Regions from separate parts of the Homo sapiens genome. Here region 1 is linked to region 2. The links are chromatin contacts, found by Hi-C or POLR2A ChIA-PET in ENCODE. All regions are on one chromosome and are shown on one strand. The core of a region is the stretch at or near the end of the contact, and the rest is flanking DNA. Distances in the headings are between cores, read along the strand shown. Region 1 has its middle 93 kb from the start of CRLF3. Region 2 holds the start of NSRP1 (nuclear speckle splicing regulatory protein 1).

What was found. Hi-C counts contacts between places; a loop is a spot of excess contacts on that map. ChIA-PET counts read pairs that join two places held with the same protein, here RNA polymerase II (POLR2A). Pooled maps may share reads with other maps.
Region 1: a loop to region 2 is called in a pooled map, with 5 times the contacts of the local background. The contact joins the enhancer-like site here to the promoter of NSRP1 in region 2. A Hi-C loop is called at or near these places in 1 of 168 maps with a recorded cell type or tissue (MCF 10A), 2 of 37 single-sample maps with no recorded cell type and 7 of 50 pooled maps. POLR2A ChIA-PET finds 5 or more read pairs at or near these places in 1 of 52 experiments (activated naive CD4-positive, alpha-beta T cell).

What each region holds. Positions count from the first base shown.
Region 1 is chr17:30,730,207-30,732,906 of GRCh38, reverse strand. It overlaps the pseudogene SUZ12P1. Among named protein-coding and RNA genes, the nearest start is that of CRLF3, 93 kb to the left of the region's middle. RefSeq lists a silencer at 921-990 and an enhancer at 688-1,308. Within about 2 kb of position 1,440, at least 28 of the 41 ENCODE cell types and tissues checked have a DNase peak (open chromatin) inside an H3K27ac peak, as active enhancers do.
Region 2 is chr17:30,115,422-30,118,133 of GRCh38, reverse strand. It overlaps NSRP1 (nuclear speckle splicing regulatory protein 1), which reads right to left and starts at 1,318. Exons shown (of 7, transcript NM_032141.4): 1 at 1,271-1,318; 2 at 1-54. The coding sequence starts at 1,290. It overlaps MIR423 (microRNA 423), which reads right to left and starts at 1,055; the gene lies at 962-1,055. MIR3184 (microRNA 3184) reads left to right here and starts at 974; the gene lies at 974-1,048. RefSeq lists silencers at 886-955, 892-1,493 and enhancers at 1,206-1,305, 1,336-1,435, 1,456-1,575, 608-1,807.

The DNA.
Region 1 (2,700 bases), core at 191-2,690, 610 kb before region 2:
ATATAACATTCCTTAAAGAACAATCAGGATTATTCATAGTCACGATGTTTTTAATAAATTCTATTGTTTATTTCCAGACACCTTGCTCTCCTTTCCAAATAAGTCAGTTTCACCTACCAGACAGACCTTAGAAACAGAAATTGACCCAAGAAAATGTCCTGTAAGCCGAGTAGAAAAAGCAGAATTCTGGGGTCGTCTCCAGAGAAGATGCTTGACCACTCTCTGGCTCAGTTTACATATCCACAAAATGGGTGGATAGATTTGAAGGGTTTTAAGCATCCAAAGGTGCCATAGGAACCTGCAGCACCAAGTTAGCGCGAAGGCATTTCAGACTAAGGACACTTTCTTCGGTTCCACTGCACTCATCCCTTCACAGGCTTCATTTTGCCCCTCAAAAGCTACAACCGAAACCCCTGTATTTCTAGAGTCCGAAAGGCATGAAAGAAAACAAGAACCAGTCTCGGGATGTGACTGCGGCTCAGTTCAACTGCTACCTCCTCATCTAAAAGCCGCCTGCTCTGAACGTGGGGCCCCAGTCCCGAGCCTCTTGCGTCAATCTTGGGGGAGTCAAGAACCCGCCCGGACCCTCTTTTCCAGCTCTCCCAAGGCCCTGGACTCCGGATCCCCTGGAGACGTAATCTCCGAAAGGGGGACATCCCCTCAATTCCTCCCTCCACTACCACACAAGTGGACTCCCGAGGAGGAAGGGGGCCCAGCAGAGTGTCCCATCCCCGGTGTTGGCAGAGTGGGTCTTCCTGCCCTCAAAGCCTCGCACGCACTCACTCTCAAAGGCCTGGAGGAAAAGCTCGTGGTCAGCCTGGACGTGCTCCATTTTCGACTTCTTCACCGGTAACGCCGCGGAGGAGGAGGAGGCCGAGTAACTGCCACCGCCTCCACAGCCCCCGCCGCCGGATTTGCCGCTCGAAGCCGTCGCCGCCGAACCCCCGAAGCCGCCTCCCCCGGACCCCGCGCTGGGCCCCGAGCCGCCCCCTCCCCCACCGCCGTGCTTCTGAGGCGCCATCGCGGTTCCTGCCTCCTTCCCCGGCCAGCTACTCGCCGGGCGGCCCCGGAGAGTAAGCGCCTGCAATACCAACCGCTCGCCCCAGCAGGCTCCGGCTGACCGAGGGGAGAAGGAGGAGAGAGGGGAGGAAAGGGGAAGGGAAGGCAGGAGGAGAGGAGGGAAGGAGGGAGGAAGAAAAAGTGTCTCCTCAGAGCCCCGCTCCGCTTCGGAGGCCGCTCACCCTACCCAGGCCTCGCTCCGCCCACTTCCCCCGCCCGGCGCTCTGATTGGCCGGCGGGAGCGCGCACCGCCGGGCCGCCCAGCCCGTTGGCCCGCGGATTCCCCCGTCAGTCACGCGGAGGCGCTTCTCGCGGAGGCGCGGCTTGGTTGGCCGGTGCGCGCTGCCGATCGCGGGCCCGGCCGCCTCTTTGAACTGAATTCGCGGGAAAATTAGGGGTCGGAGCGGCCTTCCTGCTGGCCCCGGTGCATTGTGGGGAGAGAAGGACCCAGCGAGCGGTTTAGAGAGTCTAGATCCTTAGTTTTTTGCCCCCAAACACCGTAAGAGCGGTCAGAGAGGTAAACTGGTTGAGAAGTACTTACATACACTCTTCTCTTCTTGAGGATCTATACCTTTTCAGCTCAGAAAGCTGAGAAGGAATCCGGTGTTTTGCGAGCCTTGCTTTTTTTTTTTTTTTTTTTTTTTTTTGAGACGGAGCCTCCCTCTGTCGCCCAGGCTGGAGTGCCAGTGGCGCGATTTCGTCTCCCTACAACCTGCGCCTCCCGGGTTCAAGCGATTCTCCTGCCTCAGCCTCCAGAGTAGCTGGGATTACAGGCGCTCGCCACCACGCCTGGCTAATTTTTTTGTGTTTTTATTAGAGACAGGGTTTCACCATGTTGGCCAGGCTGGTCTCGATCTCCTGACCTCGTGATCCGCCTGCCTCGGCTTCCCAAAGTGCTGGGATTACAGGCGTGAGCCACTGTGCTGGCCAGAAACACACATTCTCTGAGGCGGGCCCTCCAGCATGGGAACCCCTGCTCTGTCACATCCAGCTGTCATCCCAGCCTGTCCCATCTCAGGCTGTCCTGGGCTCTCAGTACCATCATTGAGCCAGCACTTTCAAATCTCTTATGTCCAGCCTGGAATTTCTCATCAGAGCCCCCATTACCATTTCCCTGCTGAAAACCAAAACCCTTGTAATTGGCCCAGTTAGCTCCCTGACCCCATGTCTGCTCCAGCCACTCCTGCTATTCCTGGACCACAGCAGGCCTTGCCCCAGGGCCTTTGCACCTGTCGCTTCCTCCACCTGTAGCTTCTGCCAACCCACTGTCCACATGGCCGGCTCCTTCAGGCCATTGCTCAGATGGAACTATTCACCTGGTGTATAGAATGTCCTCTTCATGGGGCAGGGATCATTGAACTGTTTTGCTCATGGTGGCCGCATCCCCAAATTTTACTTTTTTTTTTTAGAGATAGGGTCTTGCTCTGTCACTCAGGCTGGAGTGCAGTGGTGAAATCATGGCTCACTGCAGCCTCCACCTCCCAGGCTCAAGCGATCCTCCCGCCTCGGCCTCCCTAGTAGCTGAGACCACAGGTATGCGCCATCACGTCCAGCTAATTTATTTTATTTTGCAAAGATGAGGTCTTGCTATGTTGCCCAGGCTGAACATGAACTTCTGGCCTCAAGAGATCCTCCTGCCTC
Region 2 (2,712 bases), core at 69-2,568:
TTTTGCAAAACAGGGTGCAACTGCTGTGTTTTCTTTGGCAAAATAAGCCCATACCTGCATATATTTTTTTTGAAATAGAAATTAAACCTTTATGTTTAAATGTTAACAAATACATCTACTACCTCTTCCACATGAAGCTACCAAATCAAAACATGTCATAAGCTTTATGAACACGTAACAGACTGTTTTTGCTTCTCAGTGATCTCAAAATTCTAACATGCCGTAAGATTCTATAATTACTACTCTAAGTGATCATTTGTGGACACGGGCCAAACTCGAATACCATTTTTATCAAAGAAGAGAAGTAAATGAAAAGTTCAGAAATGTTTTAAGATGGCGAAGTGACAGTAACATTTAAAAAAAAAAAAAAAAAACATGTGTAGTGGAAAGTTTAGTTCATGTCCACTAAAGATTTTAAAATGCTTTCAACTATCCTTGTGGTCTAAACAGTCAAGAAAATGGCTAGATTTTTTTTCCTACTGTGTACTTACACAGTTTCTAAGAACTGACTGGATAGTGTAACTCACGAAAATTTTTAAAAGATAACTGAGAAACCCAAGTAGCCATGGGGCAAGTTCGCATTACACTTTATTAAGATCATGTGCTTTGCCTCGGAGCATCTGAGAGAACCATCCCATCAGATCCAACTCCTTTAGTTTCTCACGTTTTGGCCTTTAAGATGCGGAGATCACGGGAGGCCGCATCAAAAGTAAGGATTACACATCAAAGGTAAAACTTTCAAGTACGTACAGTATTTGTCTCTTTTGCGGCAACGTATACCCCAATTTCCTATATGCCTACCCTTTTTCTGTGGCTTCTCAGAACAATATTCCTAAAACGAGAAGGAAGGGCGGGAATCAGGACTTGAGCTTCTGCCAAGGAGAACAAGGCCCTCTAAGGAAGCCAGGAACTGTCTCTCTTCACACTGCCCCTGAGAGCATCCAAGCGGGGAGAAACTCAAGCGCGGGTTAGGAAGCAAGACTGAGGGGCCTCAGACCGAGCTTTTGGAAAATAGAAAAGTCTCGCTCTCTGCCCCTCAGCCTAACTTCCTTTATTTCCTCACAAGTTTCTCCCTCAAACTTCGGGCTTCCATCCGGGAAAATGTACGGGGGAGGGGAATCTATGTTCCTCAGGACTTCTCGTTTTTTCCCGTCTCTACCCTTGACGACACAGTCCCTTCACTTCCAGCGCATTTAAAACTCCTCGGCCAAAGATACAGTCGCCGTAGTTTCTCATCCCCCAGCCTGACCCTAACTCCCGGATCACTCACTGCCTGCCCGGAATCGCCATCTTGCTCCCGTGTCCGCTGAACGTGGCCGACGCCTCCGTGACGCTGACGCCGATGTCGTCACGTAAACTCTCGCGCGGCTTTGGGTGGCCCGGATCCTGCTTGTCGGTTGAATCGCTGGTTTGAGTCACTTCTATGGTACTGGGAATCGGATCCAGTGACCTCTGTTTTGTTTCGGAGCCCACCGGCTGCCTCAAAATCTGTAGGAGAAAGGAATGACAACGTTCTAGGCCAGTTGTTCGCAGTGTGTGGTTCTGGGACCAGCGGCATCAGCAACACCGGAGATACTGTTAAAATGACAAATTCTCGGGCCCTACCCCAAACCTGCAGAATCAGAAACTTTGGAGTGAAGCGAGTTATCTGAATTTTAACCAGCGGGTAATTCTGATAAAGTTTGAAAACCACTGCCATGGCTATCGATATTCCCCCTACCCCCTTCCAAGTGTTCACTTTAACTGGTTCAGGATAATTAGGCGAAAAATGAAAATCTGTGTATTAATAATACCTTACATAGGACCAAAATTATTATTAAAAAAAAAATTTTTTTTTTGAGACGGAGTTTCGCTCTTGTTGCCCAGGCTAGAGTGCAAAGGCGCGAACTCGGTTACCTCAACCTCCGCCTCCCGGGTTCAAGCGATTCTCCTGCCTCAGCCTCCCGAGTAGCTGGGATTACAGGCATGTGCCACCACGCCCGGCTAAGTTTGTATTTTTAGTAGAGACGGGGTTTCTCCATGTTGGTCAGGCTGGTCTCGAACTCCCGACCTCGGGTGATCCGCCCGACTCGGCCTCCCAAATTGCTGGGATTACAGGCATGAGCCACCGCGCCCGGCCCAAGGACCAAAATTATTAATAATACTGTTCACGGGCCATTGGGTATAGGAATCAGGATCATATATGATACTTTTTTTTTTTTTTTTTTTTTTTTGAGACGTAGTCTCGCTCTTGTCGCCCAGGCTGGAGTGCAGTGGCATAATCTTGGCTCACTGCAACCTCCGCCTCCCAGGTTCAGGCGATTCTCCTGCCTCAGCCTCCTGAGTAGCTGAGATTACAGGCGTCCGCCACCATGCCTGGCTAATTTTTGTATTTTTTTAGTAGAGGCGGGGTTTCACCATGTTGGCCAGGCTGGTCTCAAACTCCTGACCTCATGTGACCCACCCGCCTCAGCCTCCCAAAGTGCTGGGATTACAGGCGTGAGCCACCGTGCCTGGCCCATATATGATACCTTTTTGAAAACTCTGCCCACATCTGTGCACTCATTCACTCTTGGTTCATTCCCAGCTAGTCTCAGAGCAGCCAAAGAGATCAATTACTGAGATAAGGATGTTGAAATCTCCAACTATAATTGCGAATTTGCTTCTCCTTTCAATTCTATCAGTTTGTGTCGTGTATTTTGAAATTAGGTATGTAAACATTTAGGATTGTTA